Linked DNA regions of Mus musculus: region 1 is linked to region 2. Evidence: chromatin loops called from intact Hi-C (ENCODE). Cell type or tissue: heart. All regions are shown on one strand. Each heading gives the region's core, and the rest is flanking DNA. Links, peaks and the distances in the headings are about the cores only.

Region 1 (8,319 bases), core at 88-8,087, 530 kb before region 2:
AAATTTTAAAAAACAGGTGTAGGCAGAAGGCTGTTAAGGATGGATACAGGATGCTATGGGAGAAGACTGGCACATGAGCAGGTGTAACTTCTAGGTGGGGAAAGGGTCACCTGGCTCCTCCCTGAGCATCTAGATACATATTTCAGAAATCTCCAGGCCATTTCCCTATGGCCTGGTGTCAGGTTTCAATCGCTGATTATGTAGATGTGCTCTGGTAACCCCTATCCACACGAATACCCAGAGGCAAGCTGGAGGTGGTTCCAAACCTATCCAGACTCTAGAGACCACATCCAGCCTCACTCTTCTCTTTACAGGGATGCCCTGGACGCTCTGGGCCTAAAGCGCTACTGCTGCCGCCGCATGCTGCTAGCACACGTGGACCTGATTGAGAAGCTGCTGAACTATGCACCCCTAGAGAAGTGACCGCTGGAGCCTGCCCTCCTCTGTCTCCTGCTGGCCACGGGCAGCCTGTCGTGCTATGTTCAAACTGAGCTATTGGGGATGTTGGTGTATTGCCTGGCTGTGGCCCTGTGGCTAAGTCCTGTTACCCTGGAAGGAACTGTTTAGTAAAGATGTTTGCAGAACCACCAACAGGTCTAACTTCCAAGGTGCTCCATGTCCATGTCTGTGCTGTCTCTGAGGCTACCTGGCCTGCCTCCAGTCTTTCCCCTAGGGCTGGTCTCCTTCCCCTTCATCTGACTGGGAGTCTCGTCCTGTGGAGGAGTACCCTGCTTCCGTTCCCCGGGGCCTTGACCACTTTGATCAACGAGGTAGCCCTACAGTAGTCTTGTACCACATTGCTTTAGGGCCTCTCCGCTTCCTGCCTGTGTTCAGGATGGGCATAATGGATGTGGGCACCACACCATCCACAGGTATGGATGGGCCCAAGCCTGGTGACAATATTCCTTTGGAATGCTGAGCGTGCTTGGAGGTCCCAATCCTTGTGCTAGGGTTATTATGCATTTGGGTATTTGGTCTGCTTATAAGTCTTTGTATCACTGTGTCCCCACAGAGGCCAGATCCCCTGAGAGTAAAGTTATAGAATGTATAAGCTGCCATCAGGTATTGGGAATCAAACCCAGATTTATTTACCTTTCATTTTCCAAGACAGGGTTTCTCTGTTTGGCCTTGACTATCCTGGAATTCAACTCTGCAGACCAGGCTGGCCTTGAACTAAAGAGATCAGTCTCTGCCTCCCGAGTGTTGAGTTTAAAGGACGGCTTGTGCCACCCAACCAAACCCAGATACTGTAGGAGTACGCCCAAGGCCACAGGCCTCACGAATTTCTTGGGTCCTAAAGCCCATCAGCTGTGTGAGCCTATCTGCTGCCCATGCCTGAGGATCTTGTTTCCAGAATCTTCCCAGGCCCGACAGCTAGGCAGCCCTGCCCCTTGACCCAATCCCCACAGCATGTAGTCCTAAGAAGCCTACTCTAGGCCAAAGGAGGTGGTGTAGTGCTTTAGCTCCTAGGCATCTGCATCAAGTACCCCGGGTTCTTTCTAGCACATTGATCCCTTTGAGAATTTTGGTGGGTTTTTTTGTTTTGTTTTTTGAGACCAGCTTTGGCTGGTTTGAAACTCACAACAGTCAGCCTGCCTTTACCTCTTGGATTCTGGGATTAAAGGTGTGTGTGGCATAGCATACCCACCCTACCCCACCCCTGGTTTTTTGTTGTTTTAAAGAAAAAGGCGGGCTGGTGAGATGGCTCAGTGGGTAAGAGCACCCAACTGCTCTTCCAAAGGTCCAGAGTTCAAATCCCAGCAACCACATGGTGGCTCACAACCATCCGCAACAAGATCCTCTTCTGGAGTGTCTGAAGACAGCAACAGTGTACTTACATATATTAATAAATAAATCTTTAAAAAAAAAAAAAAAAGAAAAAGGCTTTGCCTTAGGCTAGAGTCCAGAGAACCCATAGTGGCCTCCTCCAGCTGGCACAGAAGACTGTGGGGAACAAAATCAGCTTAGGACCTCTTCTCAGCTGCTTAGATGAGCTAAAGCCAGAGAAACAGGAGCCAGGGCATCCCCAACAGGCCCTGGTGCCTCCCTTGCCCTCTGACCCTAGCAAGGCCTACAGACTCTTCCTTGAGCATGGACAAGTCCAGGCCACAGTGGGCTGGGGGGATGTTCCAGCTACCAGTGCTCACCCTAACTGTAATTGCCATTGGGCTTCACCAACCTTGACTCTTGTGAGTACTCCAGCTACCCTGGACCATAAGGTCCTGTCAGCAAGCTGATTCGAGTGCTTATACATTTACATTTATTGAGCACCTGTTACATAGCAGGAGCATTTGTGGGCAGCATCTGGAATACAGCAGTGAGATGAAAACAGCCATGCTCCATTCAGAGATGCTCCAAAAGGAGACAGTGTACAGGAACATGGAGCATTTACATGATGCTATCAGTAGTGAGAAAAGGCCAGGGCTGAGCTGTTAGGAGCAAGAGGCCTGTGTGGAGAGGACAGAGCATCAAGTGTGGGGTTGGAGTTTCCCTCAGCTTACACCATTTGTTTGGGGCAAGCAGATCTGAGAGTTCCTGGTAGCAGGCATGAAGGGTGCCTAATCCAACCAGAAAGGCCCCACCTGCTTTTACCCAACGTGTAGTGGTGTACTCAGGTTCTCCCCAGACTTACTGCAGATCACAGCTACCCAAAGGGAAGCAGTCTGCATAAGAGGCACTTCTGTCAAATAATCTAAACCCTATTCTACTAGCCAGGCCTAGCCCAACACTGGCATTTGAACCCCCCACCCCCCCCCCCCTTCTTAATGCTGGGGCAAGTACGCTGCTTCGAGCTTTGGGACTTTGGTGTGCAGTGAAAGGCACTTGAAGGTGCATGCCCCTGAGGTGGCATGCCAGGGGGGGTCATGGCGATGGCATGAGGGTAGCTACCTCTGGCAGTCAGCAGTCTAAGTCAGTAGTGTTCAGTAGTGGGGCTGGGACATAGTGCAAGGCTGGCCGCCCAGCCTGGCATCATCGTGGTCAGTAGTGCAAGGCTGGCCGCCCGGCCTGACATCATCGTGGTCAGTAGTGTTCCAGCTTGAGGCTTCGGTACAAGCAGCAGGTGAAGATCATGCCGAAGACCTGCACACAGGCGATGCCAATGCCCACCGCCCCAATGACCCGCAGGTGCTCCTGAATGAAGGTCTCCAGCTTAGTGATACAGCCACCCTAGTGGGAGAGAAGGGTGGTGGGCCAGGCTGCCTGAAGACCAGTCCGGCCTAGCCCCGCCCCTTGCTGAGAACCCACCTACCTCCACTTTATAGATGTTGGAGGCATGGTCCCGCTTACCACAGCCAGCTACCATAGTCTTACAGCAGCTGTCAGGAACCACGCGGCTGTCTGCCTCACCAGAGCGGATCCACTCGCTGTCTTGCCAGTCTTGAGAGTTGTTGCTGCCACAACAGTGGAACTACAAGGGGCACATGGCTGAGCCTCAGCGCTTGCCGGCACACGGCACCATGCCGAGAGGGCGGGCAGTTCTAGGGGCACCCACCTCTTGCTGCAGCTTGTCGACAGCGCTGCTCACACCCTCGTGGCCTGACTGGTGGTATCTCTTGACCATGGTGTCCTTCAGATTCTCCTTGAGCTCTGTGTTCAGCTGTGGGTAGGATCAAACTCTGGGCAAAGGCAAAGCTGGAGCCAGGACCTCCAATGGGACTGACAGGGCCATGTTCTAGGCACACCCCATGGCCTGTCCAGGCCCTTACCTGCTGATAATAGACATAGGCCAGGATGCCAGCAATGATCTCCAGGAGGAAGATGATGAGGAGCAGGATGAAGTACTAGGGAGCAGGGACCCAGTAAGTGGGGGGTTGCTAGTGCCAGAGTACCACAAAGCCAAGCCCCCAACCCAGGAGGCCAAGCAAGAGGAATTCAGTTAGGAGCTACACTCTGGGGCTGCCTAGCTCCTTCATAGTTCTGAAGCTCGTGTCTGCCCCAACAGGGACAGCCTGCAGTAATACACTCAACCAGTTAAGTCCCCAGAACCAGTACCAGAGGCCCCCTGAGAAATCCATGCAAGGCACCCCTAGCCCCACCGTGTGCCACCATGCCCCACTGACCAAGCGTAACAGGTTCCGTCGCTCCTTGAAAGTGGCACAGCAGCCCAGGACTCCAGTCACCATGACAACAACACCAGCCACCACTAAGATGTAGGCCGTGGCTAGGTAAGTGCTTGAGGCCAGCAGACTAATGTAGTCACTCTTGAGGGCCAGTGTCCAGATGCCCACTGCCATGACAGCCAGGCCGGCCAGCTGCAGAAAGTATATACTGGTCACCACATCTGGCCTGGGTCTGGAAGCTGGGACTGAGCCCCCCAGGCCAGGCCTCCAACATGGGGACTAGGGATGCAGGGAGAAATTAGCTCTTCTCACCCAGAAGCAGCAGTTGTAGGTAAAGAGCAGGTACTTGAGGCAGACTGTGCCACATGTTGCCTTCTTCTCATTGAATTCACCCATCCTGGGCCTAGAGGAACGGGGAGGAGGTCAGATGGCCTGAAGCACCAGGCCTCCAAGTAGGAAGAAAGCTATCTACCAACGGAGACAGGAGGAGATCCAGCAGTCCCCGGATGATTGCAGTTTGGAGCTCAGCCAGCTATCTGCCCTCAGAGGAGCATTCCCAGGAACCTTATGAGTCACTTCCTGAACTAACCTCCTCACAGCCAGACACATGGTGGGTTATCATGGAGGACCCCCCAACATCTGCTGACTCACTCCTGCTGGCAACAGGGGGGGAAGCACCAGCAGACCTTCAGGGTACATTCCTGTTGATCGGCACCCCCAAGCATTCCCTGAGTCCCACAATCAGGCTGCTAGGTACTTACCACTCATACCCGTTCCCAGATATGGCAGAGAGCTCAGGCCACCCTAAGGGACAGTTTGTGAGGACTCTGAGCTGACTCTACTACCAGCCAGGGCAGAGACAATAAGATGCCGGTAGGTGGAGCCTGTACAACCAGCTCTCCTCCCGACTGTAGGGGGAGGTCCCAGTTCCACATATGTGAATGTGCCACTCCTCCAGGAGTCCCCTAGTCACACCCTGCCCTAGACACACTATTGTCTGACTGAGGACAGTGTACAGACCTCGGCTGACGCAGGTCAGATTCCCAGACACACACCTAAGCAGAACTGTTAGCCAGGGGCCTTGAGGCTCTGCCCAGGCACCAGCTCTCACCTCTCAAGTCAGGACCAGCAGGTACAGGTCAAAAGTCACTCTCTGCCCTTCACCTAGCAGGTGGGATCTTGCCACTCCAACTACAGAAGCTTAAGCAGTGGTCAAAATGGTTCTCAGAGCCACCAGATCTGCAAGGAAGCATAACAGGCAGGCCTGCTGTTTTCTACTGGACGGCGGCAGGCCAAAGAACATGGCTGACCTGCCTGATCTAGGGAGGGACCAAATGCCTTCTCCAAGTGCCCCACCTTCCAGTCCCATCCATCACAGTCCCTCCCCCACCAAACAGCAGCGACCGCAAACTGAAGGAGGATGCATCGACTGTCCATTTTGGAAAGTGGGAGAGATTTCAGAGCTCTATTTGGAGATGGGACCCAAAAATGCATGCTGCCTCACTGAAAGCGGGCAATGACATAAAGAAGCCTGGCCACAATGCAAACCCCCGGGGCCAGGCTCTAAAAGCCCAGAATCTATGGGCTTTTAGACACATCCATCAACCTAAGCCAAGAGACAATCAGCAGACTGGATGTAAATTCTCTGTGAAAGTGCCGGTGTGAGAGCCTGGACCAGCCAGAAATAGCTCCTGCGGCCTGGACACAACCGCCCTACACTTAGCTCCTGGACCTGTCCTGGGCCTTCGGCACCCGCCCCACCGACCCGATTAAACACTGAAGTGGGCTGGGCGAGGAATCCCCGCGTCACAGAGATGAAGTCACCACCGCCCCTGCCGCCCTCCCCCGCCCCGTGCCAGTGGGCGGACCTGCGGTCTCAGGGGAGGGAACCGGTGTCCAGGGACAATGAATAGGGTGGTCAGACTTTTAAATTTCTGGGTTTCTGCACGAAAGAGACCGTCAGGCCTGCTCAAGAACCACAGAAGCTCTCTCCCTCACCCCTCCCCCTCCGGCCTTCTAACTGCCCGGCCCCGGCGTCGATCTTCCGGAAAGGAGTCTGCAACCCTGTCCTACCTCAGGCTCTGCCTCCTGGGCGTCCCTGAGGCCAGCTTGGAGACTAGGAACACCAGTGAGCGAGGAACTCAGGACACTGCTCCCCACACCCTCCGGCTATGCTTCACGGAGCACTCACCAACCACGCTTTGAAATACCAGCCCCGGCAGCCACGGTAGGAGCGATCACTCGGAGTACAGAGAACGCTCGGCCCGGGGCCTGCGAGGACACGCCCTGCGCGCGACCCCGCCCCGGGCGCAGCCCCGCCCACGGCCGGCCTGGGCAGGCAAGTCCTAACTGGTTTGGTGCTAAGGCGCGCGCCAGAGAGACCTGTGGGTCTGTAAAGTTAGTTTAAAGGTGCCCCGTTTGTCATCAAAAGCCCCAACTCGCCCAGAGACAGAGGAGCTAGACCAGAGGTAGAACCCAGGTGGGGAGCGAAGAGGTGGGGAAGGTGGCACCTAGCCCACCAGAGGTCCAGAACTGAGGTCAAGACCAGTTTCTCTAGTCTAAGCCGGGAGAACCACTCTAAAGCTGCAGGTTCTAGCGGCTGAAGAAATGCTAGAGGGGAAACTCCAGATACAGTGTGGAGGGTGCCAGAAGATTCCATAGAGACATGAGGGCCCTGCGAGAGGTGCCCAGTGTGGGTGGCATATGGTCTGGCTAGGAACTGTGCCAAAGGATGATGGATAAAGGACCTGGACCAGAAAGCTAGCTGACCACGGAGGTGAGGAGCGGGACCTTCCACGTGTGGACTAGCGTGGGAGCGGACACCTGTTGAAACCTGAGTCCTGGGAGCTTCAGCTGGGAGGAATGGGTGAGGGCTTGGTGAATATCCAGAATCACAGAACACACACAAGCACACAGGAACCCCCAGCTGCAGGAACGAAGGGGTTAATGTGCACCTGTAAACCCCTCCATGTCACCTTGTGCCATGGATACCAAGCATGAACCACAAATGCACCGTGGCTCCCAAACACACAAGAGCCAAGGAGTACACAGTATACAATGGCCTTTATTGGTCCTTCAGACAAAGATTAAGGAAGACAGGATAGCCGGGCGTGGTGGCACACGCGCCTTTAATCCCAGCACTCGGGAGGCAGAGGCAGGCGGATTTCTGAGTTCGAGGACAGCCTGGTCTACAGAATGAGTTCCAGGACAGCCAGGGCTACACAGAGAAACCCTGTCTCGAAACCCCCCCCCCCAAAAAAAAGGAAGACAGGATAAAGACTGAAGGACTGAAGGCCTTGACTACTCTGAGGTTAGCTCCTTCAGGCATGGGATGCCTTCTGGGTAGAGCCACACACTTAGCAAGTATCCGCCACCAAGACCAGTCCCTCCTAGGGGCAGTCCTCTGGATAGGGAAGTGAGTCACTCGGGGCTGGTCATCGGGCACTAGGAAGATGGCCAGAGCCTCGTCTGGGGGGCCGAGCCCAGCCACAGCAGCAGCAGCAGTAGATGGGTCCGGGCTTGTGGGCAATAGCTAGAGCCTTCCTGTGGCTACTGCCCAGCAGCTTGGTCTCACAGGCATCTCTCTCATCTCGAAGCCTCAGATTCAGCTCCCTAGAAAAGAGAGGTAGGAGACCGAGGAGGCTAAGATCTAGAGGAAAAAGTGCATGGGGGAGATGCCTTCCCTGAGTCAAGAGGACTACAGAGCCAGCCGCATGAAGGCTATAGGGCAGACATAAGGACTTCCAGCAACATGGGTAGGAGCCAATACTATCTGGAAACTTGAAACCACTTCCCATTAGCCCAGGCAGGCCTGACCCACCTCAGCAGCTCCAGCTGCCTTAGGAGGCTGAGTTTCTCTTTCTGCATATTCCTGGAGACAGCAACCACATCTCTGTGGACAGGAAGGCTGTGATCCAGATGTGGGTTGGGGGGACAGACCCTTCTACCCTCACCACAGGCACTTCACCACACCTTTGGGTTTGCTCCTGCCGACCCTGTGCTTCGCCCTCCAGTCGACTGAGCTGCTCTTGGGCCTGGTCCAGCTGTGCCCGTATGGCCTCATAGGCCCTCTGCAGCTGGATGTGCTGGGCCTGTGCCTCTAGCTGTTCTGCAGCCCGGGCCTGCAGCTGCTGTTCCAGCTGGGGAATGGTGGAATGCTGGTTGGCATGCCACACCCCTCTGGTCCCAAGCTGACCCCTCACCCCTGTGGCTCCTGGTTGAGGACCCCAAGGCACAGATAAACCCGCCCGCCCCCCCC
Region 2 (8,319 bases), core at 128-8,127:
AGTGCTTGCACTCTCCCAAGCAAACTTGGCTCCCTGTGAGGAGAGAGGATGGCTTGGTCAGGCCTTGATCTGGGGAGGGGGCGGTCCAGTCCTACCAGAGGGGCAATCCTTTGTGGAGGAAAGGAAAGAGGAGGTATGGGGCTCTCATGGGCACTGAATGGCACTGGAAAGACCTTGGGGCAGTGGCTTATGGGATGGTACCCAGGCCCCATTCATTACCTGGTAGCCCAGGTTCTGGCCATTCTTCAGGGCTCCTCCCAGCGTACGGACTCGGTATTCTAGGATGGCCCTGGCGGCTTCTGGGTGGAACATCAAAATATTTGGGAACATCCAGATGTCCTAAGGGACGAACCATTTGAGGGTAAACAGGAGTCCATACCTTCTCCCTCCCTTACTCTTATGGACTGCCCACATTCAACCCTGCCAAGGCTTCCAACTGACGACACACAGCCAAGCAGGCAGCTGGGGGCTTCCTCCATCCCTACCCTCTGGCTCTCCCTTTTTCTCTCCCTGGATCCCTCATTTCATGCCCACTCACACCCACCTGGGGCCTCCCCAGCTTGCCCACTCCAGCGCTATCTTTCCAGCCTAGACAGCCCAGAGGTCTGGTCCTCAGCCGGGGCAGTATCAGGAGAAGCTCACGGGCACGAGCACTGGTTTGCATCACGCCTCTAGGGAGAGCTTGCTCTCCGGCTGCCTGACCTCAGCTTTCTTTGACTTCATCTGTCAAATGGGCCACTGTGCAGACTTCACAAGGTGTCAGACGTGGGAGTGGCCTCGAGCCTTCCCTCTCGCTATTCCCTCACGCAGTGGCCGCTGATCTCCATAGGCTACAACCTACAGTACTGCCTTCTCCAGCCCTTGCTTCCCCCGCACCCAGCTGCTCCTGACAGTCCCAAATCTTCCCAGACTGTATCTCTCCTTGTATCATTCTTCTACAGTCTCTATGGTTTTTCCAGTCCTTTTGTAAGCTCCAGGCTTGCACCTGGCTCACTCTGAGGCTCTGGTGTTCTTAGCCAGCTATGAGGCCCCTTCTCTGCTTTCAAATGTTGCAGACCCTCAGCCTTTGCGCCTTCTGTTTGCTCTAACCTGGACCACTCTTTTCTACCACATTCCTACACACCTTTCTTCTGAGAAACCAACCATCTCTTCCAGGAAGCCCTCCTATCTAGAGCTCCCATGTTTGGTCTTGATCTCAGGTAGTGCAAAGGCAATGCCCGGAATCTTTGCATGCAACTCCCCCTGTGTAACCAGTGCAGGGTAGGATGTACCTGATCCCAGAAGATATGGCCCCAGTAGCATTCCTCCTTACTCCCATTGGAGAGTCCTCCGGGGCTAAGCCCATGGCTGATGAATCCTTGAGTGCCAGGCTGGGGAAGCTCACTGAACAGGTAGTAGAGAGAGCCACGAAGGGCCTGGCGCAGGGCCAGGGGCCCAGCCACATCCAGGCCACAGCCTGCCCAGAGCCGGCCCCAGGAGTCTGCATGGATTGTATACAGAACACCCCTGGTCTGCAGCTGTAGGGCCTCAGCAAAGCAGTCCTGGGCTTCAGCCTGGCTGCTACCCACAACAGTCAGAAACTCCCAGGTCCTGTCCTTCTCCTCTTCCCCAAGGGTCAAGGCTGGGGGGACAGGCATCCATAGCATATGCACTTCCTGCTGTGGCTCTCCAGGCTGCTCAGGGTTAAGTACGTGGCCATGCAGGTACCTGCAAGGGCATAGCTGAGTCTTAAGAAAGGGCTCGCTCTGCTCTCTGGGCTACCTAGATTTACCCAGTGTGATTCTTACCGGAGTCCCTGGAAGTCAGGCCCCACACGCAGGTCCAGGTCTGGGCTTTCGGGGGAGAAGTCTGCCCGTAACGGCACTGTGATGGGTTTGTTCCCTGTGGTCAAGCGTGCAATGGACACACTGAAGACCAGGACATGGGGTAACACACGGTGAGCATAGATCCGCTGGGAAGCCCGGAAGCTGGGGCCTTCCAGGGTGTGGAGGAAGGAACCTAGGGAGGGTTGGGGAAAGGCAGACACACTCTCAGTACCACAGAGCACCATTACCTTCCTGGGCTGGGAGTGGGGTCCTTCAGACCTCAGGCTGCCTCTCCCCACTGTGTAGTGGGCCCACCCAGATGAAAAGAAAGCAAGAGCAACCACACAGGCCTCATTTTGGGAGGCGGCTTTTTCATGTTTTTTTTTTTCTTCTTCTTCTTCCTTAAATTAAAGGCTATGTGTTTACATATTTTTGTGATGCATCTTGATGTGTACTGGAGGCTGAGCTCCAACTCTCCGTCTTCCCGCCTCAACCTTCCCAGTACCAGTGCCAAGGTTACAGGCCTGAGGCACACATTGGTGGTTGTGGCCCCTTTCCCAGCTTCATGGACAAGTGAGGAGCAATAGGTTGGCACGGGTTGGTGACAGCTAACCTGTGTTGGTGTCCAGGGTAAAGGTCTCTGTCAGCTGTTCTGTCCCTGCAGGGGCCTCCAGCTGGACATTGAGGGGGCTGGGCAGACTGGCCCGGTGAGTGTCCCCGACAGCTCCATTGTACACACCGTTTATATGGATGGTGTCATGATACACACGTGTACCTAGGTATGAGTTCGTTACAGTGGCCCAGAGCCTGGGGTCACTGGGCAGACAACGGGCACTGAATATGGTCGGGTCATCTTCAGAGCCGTCCATGGAAAGCTGCCTCAGCCCAGACGGCCTGGAGGAGACAGTTAACAGTGACTAGCTGGACTTTCCTCCACACGCACACTCACAGTAAACCCTCAAACTTGGCCAATCCCCACAGGCGGTGAGGGGAGTCGGGGGCTAGCTGCGTAGCTACCCTAAGTAAGGGTTGCGGGCGCCAAGAACATTCTTAAATTAAGAAGACTGCCAGGAGCCCAAGTGAATCTGTAAACAAGTTCTCTCAGCACCCACCGCCGACCTCCCTCTTGTGAGCTCCTGAGCCAGCTTCCTTAAGTAAGAACTGCTGAGGTAGGAATCAGGGAGTTCTTCGCGGGCCCTAAATCCTCAGGGAGGGTGAGGCCGGACGGTGGAGGAAGAGGAACCCGGAGATTTGGAGAGGGACAGCAAGGAGAGGCGTTGGGATTGGGGAGGAGGGACCGGATGGGGTGGATGACGACGATGGGGTGGGGTGGGGCCGCAACTGGGGAGTAGCGGGACTTGCCCAGGAAATGGAAAGAGGAAGCCCGTGTAGGGGTGGGGTGCGGAGAGGGGGATCGATCGCGAGTTGTCGGGAAGAGAGACTAGGGAATAAAGGGACGAAAAAGAGTTCAGAGTACTCAGTGAAAGAGGGTGAGGGCGGGCTGGAGAAGAGTGTGGGCTGTTTTTGTAACTCACCGCTGCCCTCTCCACTCAGTGCGGGGATCCGGGTGTAAGAAGGCTCTGTGGGTGCGAGCTGCCCCTGGCGGTAGGAAGAAGAAGCGGCCCTGCCGCGTGGCAGGTGGGCGGGTCTGAGTTTAGGCGGGACCTGGGAAACTGTCATGGTTTTGGGGAAGAGACCACGCAATAGGACTAGGGGTTAGTTGAGCTTTGGCTCTAAGATGTATGCAAGGCTGGGACAGACCTGAGATACCACTCTACAGTGACGTTTAGTGACTAGAAAGGACCCTGGCTATTTAAGGAACAGGATGCTTGTAAGAAAAGCCTACCTCATGCAAACCTGAAAGAAGTGGGTGCTGTGTAAAAGTTCCACAGCCGAATGCTTTTCAGACTTTCCCCTTAGCTCACGGGACCTTTCCTATTTAGGGAAATTATTTCATTTTTATGTTTTATCCTATTTTTGAGTGGTTGGCCTGACTCTTGGTATGCAAACCCAGCTGTCCTCAAACTCACAGAGCTCCAACCTACTTCTGCCTCTTCAGTGTTAGGGTTAAAGACGTGCACACTACACTGAGCAGTATTTATTTATTTTGATTTAATTAAAATATAATTACACCATTTCCTCCTACTCCTCCCATGTATGTCCCACCCACATTCACAGGACCTCTTTTTTTGGGGGGGGGGGTTCCAGACAGGGTTTCTCTGTGTAGCCCTGGCTGTCCTGGAACTCACTCTGTAGACCAGGCTGTCCTCAAACTCAGAAATTCACCTGCCTCTACCTCCCAAGTGCTGGGATTAAAGGAGTGCGCCACCACTGCCAGGCACAGGACCTCTTTTTTTGGAAGAGTTTCTTTTTTCTTTTCTTCTTCTTTTTTTTAAATGTGTGCTTTTTATGTAAATGAGTGCTCTATCTGCACGTCCACTTCCATGTTAGAAGAGGGCATCAGAACTTATTGCAGATGATTGTAAGCCACCATGTGGTTGCTGGGATTTGAACTCAGGACCTTCAGAAGAACAGCCAGTGCTCTTAACCACTGAGCCATCTCTCCAACCCCTGGGACTCTTTTTAAACCATTGTTGTTACATATACATATAAGGAATAAATAGATAAACACCACCTGTGAGTCTGTTCAGTGTTGCATTTGAGTATATGTTTATGGGGTTGCATTTGAGTATATGTTTATGGGGCTGACCACTTGGTACTGGAACACCAATAGGAGGTGTAAACCAGAACAGGTGCCAGGTTGATGTTAAAGAGCCACATTGTTACACATTGTTATTAAGTCTCCTACAAGAATCCGTTTCTGTTTCTTAAGCCTGATGCATCCTGCAAACCTTGCTTTCCAACCTGTGCTGAACTTGTGACTCCATCATGTGTGCCTACCCCTTTGCCTTGCTAAACTCCCGAACCTGTGATACGACTATCCTTTTGCCTTATGAAAATGTCTTCCTAGATACCTTGATGACTCCCTTTCCACGTGATGTTTTCTTGCACTTATTTTTATTGCCTCCTTTCTAACAGCCAATTATCGCGACATCTGTTTTCTATCAGCCCTAACCTTTCTCCATAAAAGGAACCTCAAAAGCCAGTGAGGGGCTGCTCTCTGAAATCCTGACTTTAGGAGAGACAGCCAGCTGGCCAGTTGTAAATACAGCTTGCTTTAATCAGACACTCAGGAATTGTTTGTTTCCATCCCTACCACCCCTCCTCCTTCCCCAGGTCTAAAAGAGGCTCATCCCCGGGGAAGACTAATTCTCCCTCCTTCTGCAATAGTTAATTGATTGTAGCTCTTCATCTAGGGGAGGGGCCCCATGAGCTTTCCCTAGCTAGCTGGCTTCCACTAGGCTCCTCCCAGGGACCTAGCAAAGGCCAGCGCTGCTAGGTGATGGACTGCTCTCTTGCTCTCCCTCGCTCTCCCCCTCTCCCCTCTCCTCCCCCTCCCCCTCGGCTCCCGCTCCCTCTCTCCTTTCTGTCCCTCTCTGCGCCCACTGCCCCCTCCCCCATGGCTCTGCCCTGGTCTGTCTGCCTGTCCACTTGTCTGTCTTTACCCCTGCTCCGGGTCCTCACTCCTCTTCCTTTCCCCAGGAAACCTCTTTTACACCAGATCTGTTGCATGGCATAATTACACACGGGCATACCTTGGCATGGGCCCACTATATACCACCTCCTGGCATTATATATACTTCAGTTGTTGTTGAAAGTGTGCAGTCTTTAGGCATCTGTAATTGTTCAGATTTCCTGGGTGTAGCTTCCCCAACACAGCATGAATGCATAATTTCACAGAAGATAGCTTGGTCATCAGGCTCTTACAAGCCCCTCCCTGGCCCTGTTCCTTGATGTATCCTGAGCCTTAAGTGCAGGAGTTATGCTATAAATATATCCGTTGGGGCTGTCCATCCAGCAGTTACCCTCTGCATTTTGACAAGTTGTGGCTTTCCAAAATGTCCTCCTCTTGTCAGGTGCCAAGAAGTTCCATTTCCCAAAGTCTGGCACATAGACAAAAGCCAATATTCTTACAGTCCTTGCTTGCTAAAGGGAGGACTTACTTGGATAAAAGGGACCTCTGACTGTTCCATTAACATATGCTTGTGGTCCCTATTAGCATATTACAGTCTGTGCTAGCTTCTAGGGTCCCTCAGTTCCTACTCACAGAGTCCCAAAGTCACCTCAGCTCACAGGCTCCCCTCTTATAACTCTAGAGATATATGCCTCTCCCACCCCATTCTCTGCTTTCCCAAGCGATAGCCTTGGTTGTGTGGAATAAAGTTTCCCCTTTCAGCCCTGGGGCTTCACTGAGTCTCTTTACTGCACCCTCACATTTGATGAGGGGTGAGACCTGCTCTTACCTGGGTCTGTGCTACTTGTGGTAGTTATGGGGTTCCTGGTAGGAAGAGATTTCTGTTTTTTTTTTGTTTTTGTTTTTGTTTTTTTTCTGAGATTTTATTTTATGGGTATGAATGTATGGCTGCATGGATGTCTGTTCCCTATGTGTGTTCAGTACCCATGGAGGGCAGAAGAGGGCGCTGGATTCTCTGGGACTGGAGAAACAGGTGCTTGTTAGCCACACTGAAGATGCTGCGAATCAAACCCAAACCAAGATCTTCTGGAAGAGCAGCAAGTGCTCTTGCCTCTGGGTCATGTCTTTTGCCCGATTTTATTTTTGTTTATGTGCCACAGTGCTTCACTAGAGGTCAGAGTGATATAGGGGGAAATCAGGGTCCCTTTTTGGGGTTCTTTTTAATATTTTTTTAAAAGCTTTTTTTTTTTTCAGTTTTTCCAGACAGGGTTTCTCTGTATAGCCCTGGCTGTCCTGGAACTCACTTTGTAGACCAGGCTGGCCTCGAACTCAGAAATCCACCTGCCTCTGCCTCCCAAGTGCTGGGATTAAAGGCGTGAGCCACCACGCCCGGCTAAAATTTATTTCTATTTTATTTTATGTGTCTGAGTGTTTTGCCTGCATGTGCATCTGTGCACCACTTTCATGCCTGGTGCCTGCAGAGGCCGGAAGAGGGCGTTGAATCCTCTGGAATTGGAGTTACAGATGCTTGTGAGTCATCAGATGGGTTCTGGGAACTGAAGTTGGGTCCTCTGCCATTGTACCATGGACCCTTAACATCTGTGCCATCTCTCCAGTCCCGGATTTTGTGTTTCTTGGTCTCAGTAATAAAAGAATCTAAGAAGAGACAGAAATGGAAGCTCAAGGACACTTTTACTAGATTTTAAAAGAAAACCCCAGGTTAGGCCAGCGGCAAACCTCAGCAGCTATCCAAAGGAGGAGGTTGGAGAAGAGAAGGGGAGAAGCCATGCTGACAAGCAGCCATGTGGCAGGGGAGGAGGGAGGCTTTAGAGAAAGTCCAAATTTCGAAACCCAGAGTATTAAGGAAAACATAAAGAGAAGAAACTGGGCAGTGGTGGTGCACGCCTTTAATCCCAGCACTGGGGAGGCAGAGGCAGGTGAATCTTTGTGAGTTCGAGGCCAGCCTGGTCTACGGAGCAAGTTCCAGGACAGCTAGGACTACACAGAAAACAAACTGTGTCTCAAAAAACAAACAAAAAATAGAGGTAGAAGAAAGAAAAAAAAGTCACTATACTTTTCTCAATAATTTAGAAGATTGGGCTGACGTGGCTCTAAGCTATGGCACTGGGGACAGGGATTCTGTGGAGGAAGAGTACAGTATCCCATTACATGACTTATTTGTTCAGTCTCCTCGCTTAAGATGAGCCTGCTGCTGTCCCTGGGCCTGGCAGAAGAACAACACACACAACCAGAATACATGGTCTCCACCTCGGATGTAGATTCTATTCTCTTGGCCAGGAGGTTGTTATTCTAACAAGGGGACAACTTTCACGAGTCAGTTCTCTCCTTCCACTCTGTGGGTCCCGGGATCAAACTCGGAGGCACCAGTCTTGGTAGCAAGCTCCTTTACCCATTGAGCCAATTTGCTGTCCCCGTTTTTATTAAAAATTTGTACACTTATTTGTTGAGGTTTTGTCTTTTACTGTCTATTGTAATGCTAAGTGTGGTCTCCCAAAACCTGGAGTTTGCATGTAGCTCCTGGGACCCTGCCCCAAAGTGAATTCTGATTGGTGAATAAAGATGCAGACAGCCCATAGTTGGGGAGAAGAGATGTAGGTGGGGAGGAGGTTTTCTTGGGCTTAGAAAGAGTAGACCATGAGGAGGGGAGAAGAGAGAAAAGAAGGAAGCAGCCACAGAAGAAGAATACACAGGAGGGAGAGCCTGAGCTGCCATAGGCTAAAGGCCAAGAGATCTTGACCACATGGGCAAGCCAATTGGAGCTAAGAGCAGCTCAGATGGAACAATGAAACATAATAAGTGATAATTCGGGGTTATTGCTAGGAAGGCAGCATGAGGGTGGGCTGTCCAAGGATTATTTAAAAATATTGTGCTGCCCAAGGAATATTTAAAAATATAAAGGCTGTGTGTGTCTTTCATCTGGGAACATAAATGGTCAGAGGTGGGTAGAAACCCCACACG

Evidence for each region. Peaks named below come from ENCODE experiments on the same cell type or tissue, not always from the same donor. Only the 100,000 strongest peaks of a DNase experiment are listed, where the experiment ranks them.
Region 1: a loop joins it to region 2, with 2.6 times the contacts of the local background. A loop is called at or near these places in 1 of 42 quality-filtered maps.

What each region holds. Positions count from the first base shown.
Region 1 is chr7:141,465,400-141,473,718 of GRCm38, reverse strand. Cracr2b (calcium release activated channel regulator 2B) reads right to left here. Exons shown (of 10, transcript NM_001025103.2): 8 at 8,034-8,200; 9 at 7,882-7,953; 10 at 7,117-7,673. The coding sequence ends at 7,496. It overlaps Cd151 (CD151 antigen), which reads right to left and starts at 6,357. Exons shown (of 8, transcript NM_001111049.1): 1 at 6,253-6,357; 2 at 5,173-5,300; 3 at 4,374-4,464; 4 at 4,062-4,253; 5 at 3,708-3,782; 6 at 3,494-3,598; 7 at 3,251-3,409; 8 at 2,238-3,168. The coding sequence starts at 4,457. The coding sequence ends at 3,022. It overlaps Polr2l (polymerase (RNA) II (DNA directed) polypeptide L), which reads left to right. Exons shown (of 2, transcript NM_025593.1): 2 at 315-1,859. The coding sequence ends at 423. Gm10575 (predicted gene 10575) reads left to right here and starts at 5,948. Exons shown (of 2, transcript NR_152219.1): 1 at 5,948-6,837. In heart, for the core only: a CTCF peak has its summit at 4,937; DNase peaks (open chromatin) are centred at 4,638, 4,978, 5,898, 6,348 and 5 weaker places; H3K4me3 peaks cover 3,397 bases; H3K27ac peaks cover 4,445 bases; H3K27me3 peaks cover 747 bases.
Region 2 is chr7:140,936,665-140,944,983 of GRCm38, reverse strand. Pgghg (protein glucosylgalactosylhydroxylysine glucosidase) reads right to left here and starts at 3,593. Exons shown (of 14, transcript NM_145387.5): 1 at 3,341-3,593; 2 at 2,419-2,699; 3 at 1,788-1,998; 4 at 1,272-1,707; 5 at 220-339; 6 at 1-33. The coding sequence starts at 2,674. In heart, for the core only: CTCF peaks have their summits at 3,414 and 6,335 (motif pointing right); DNase peaks (open chromatin) are centred at 1,443, 2,413, 3,103, 5,133 and 1 weaker place; H3K4me3 peaks cover 1,931 bases; H3K27ac peaks cover 2,881 bases; H3K27me3 peaks cover 664 bases.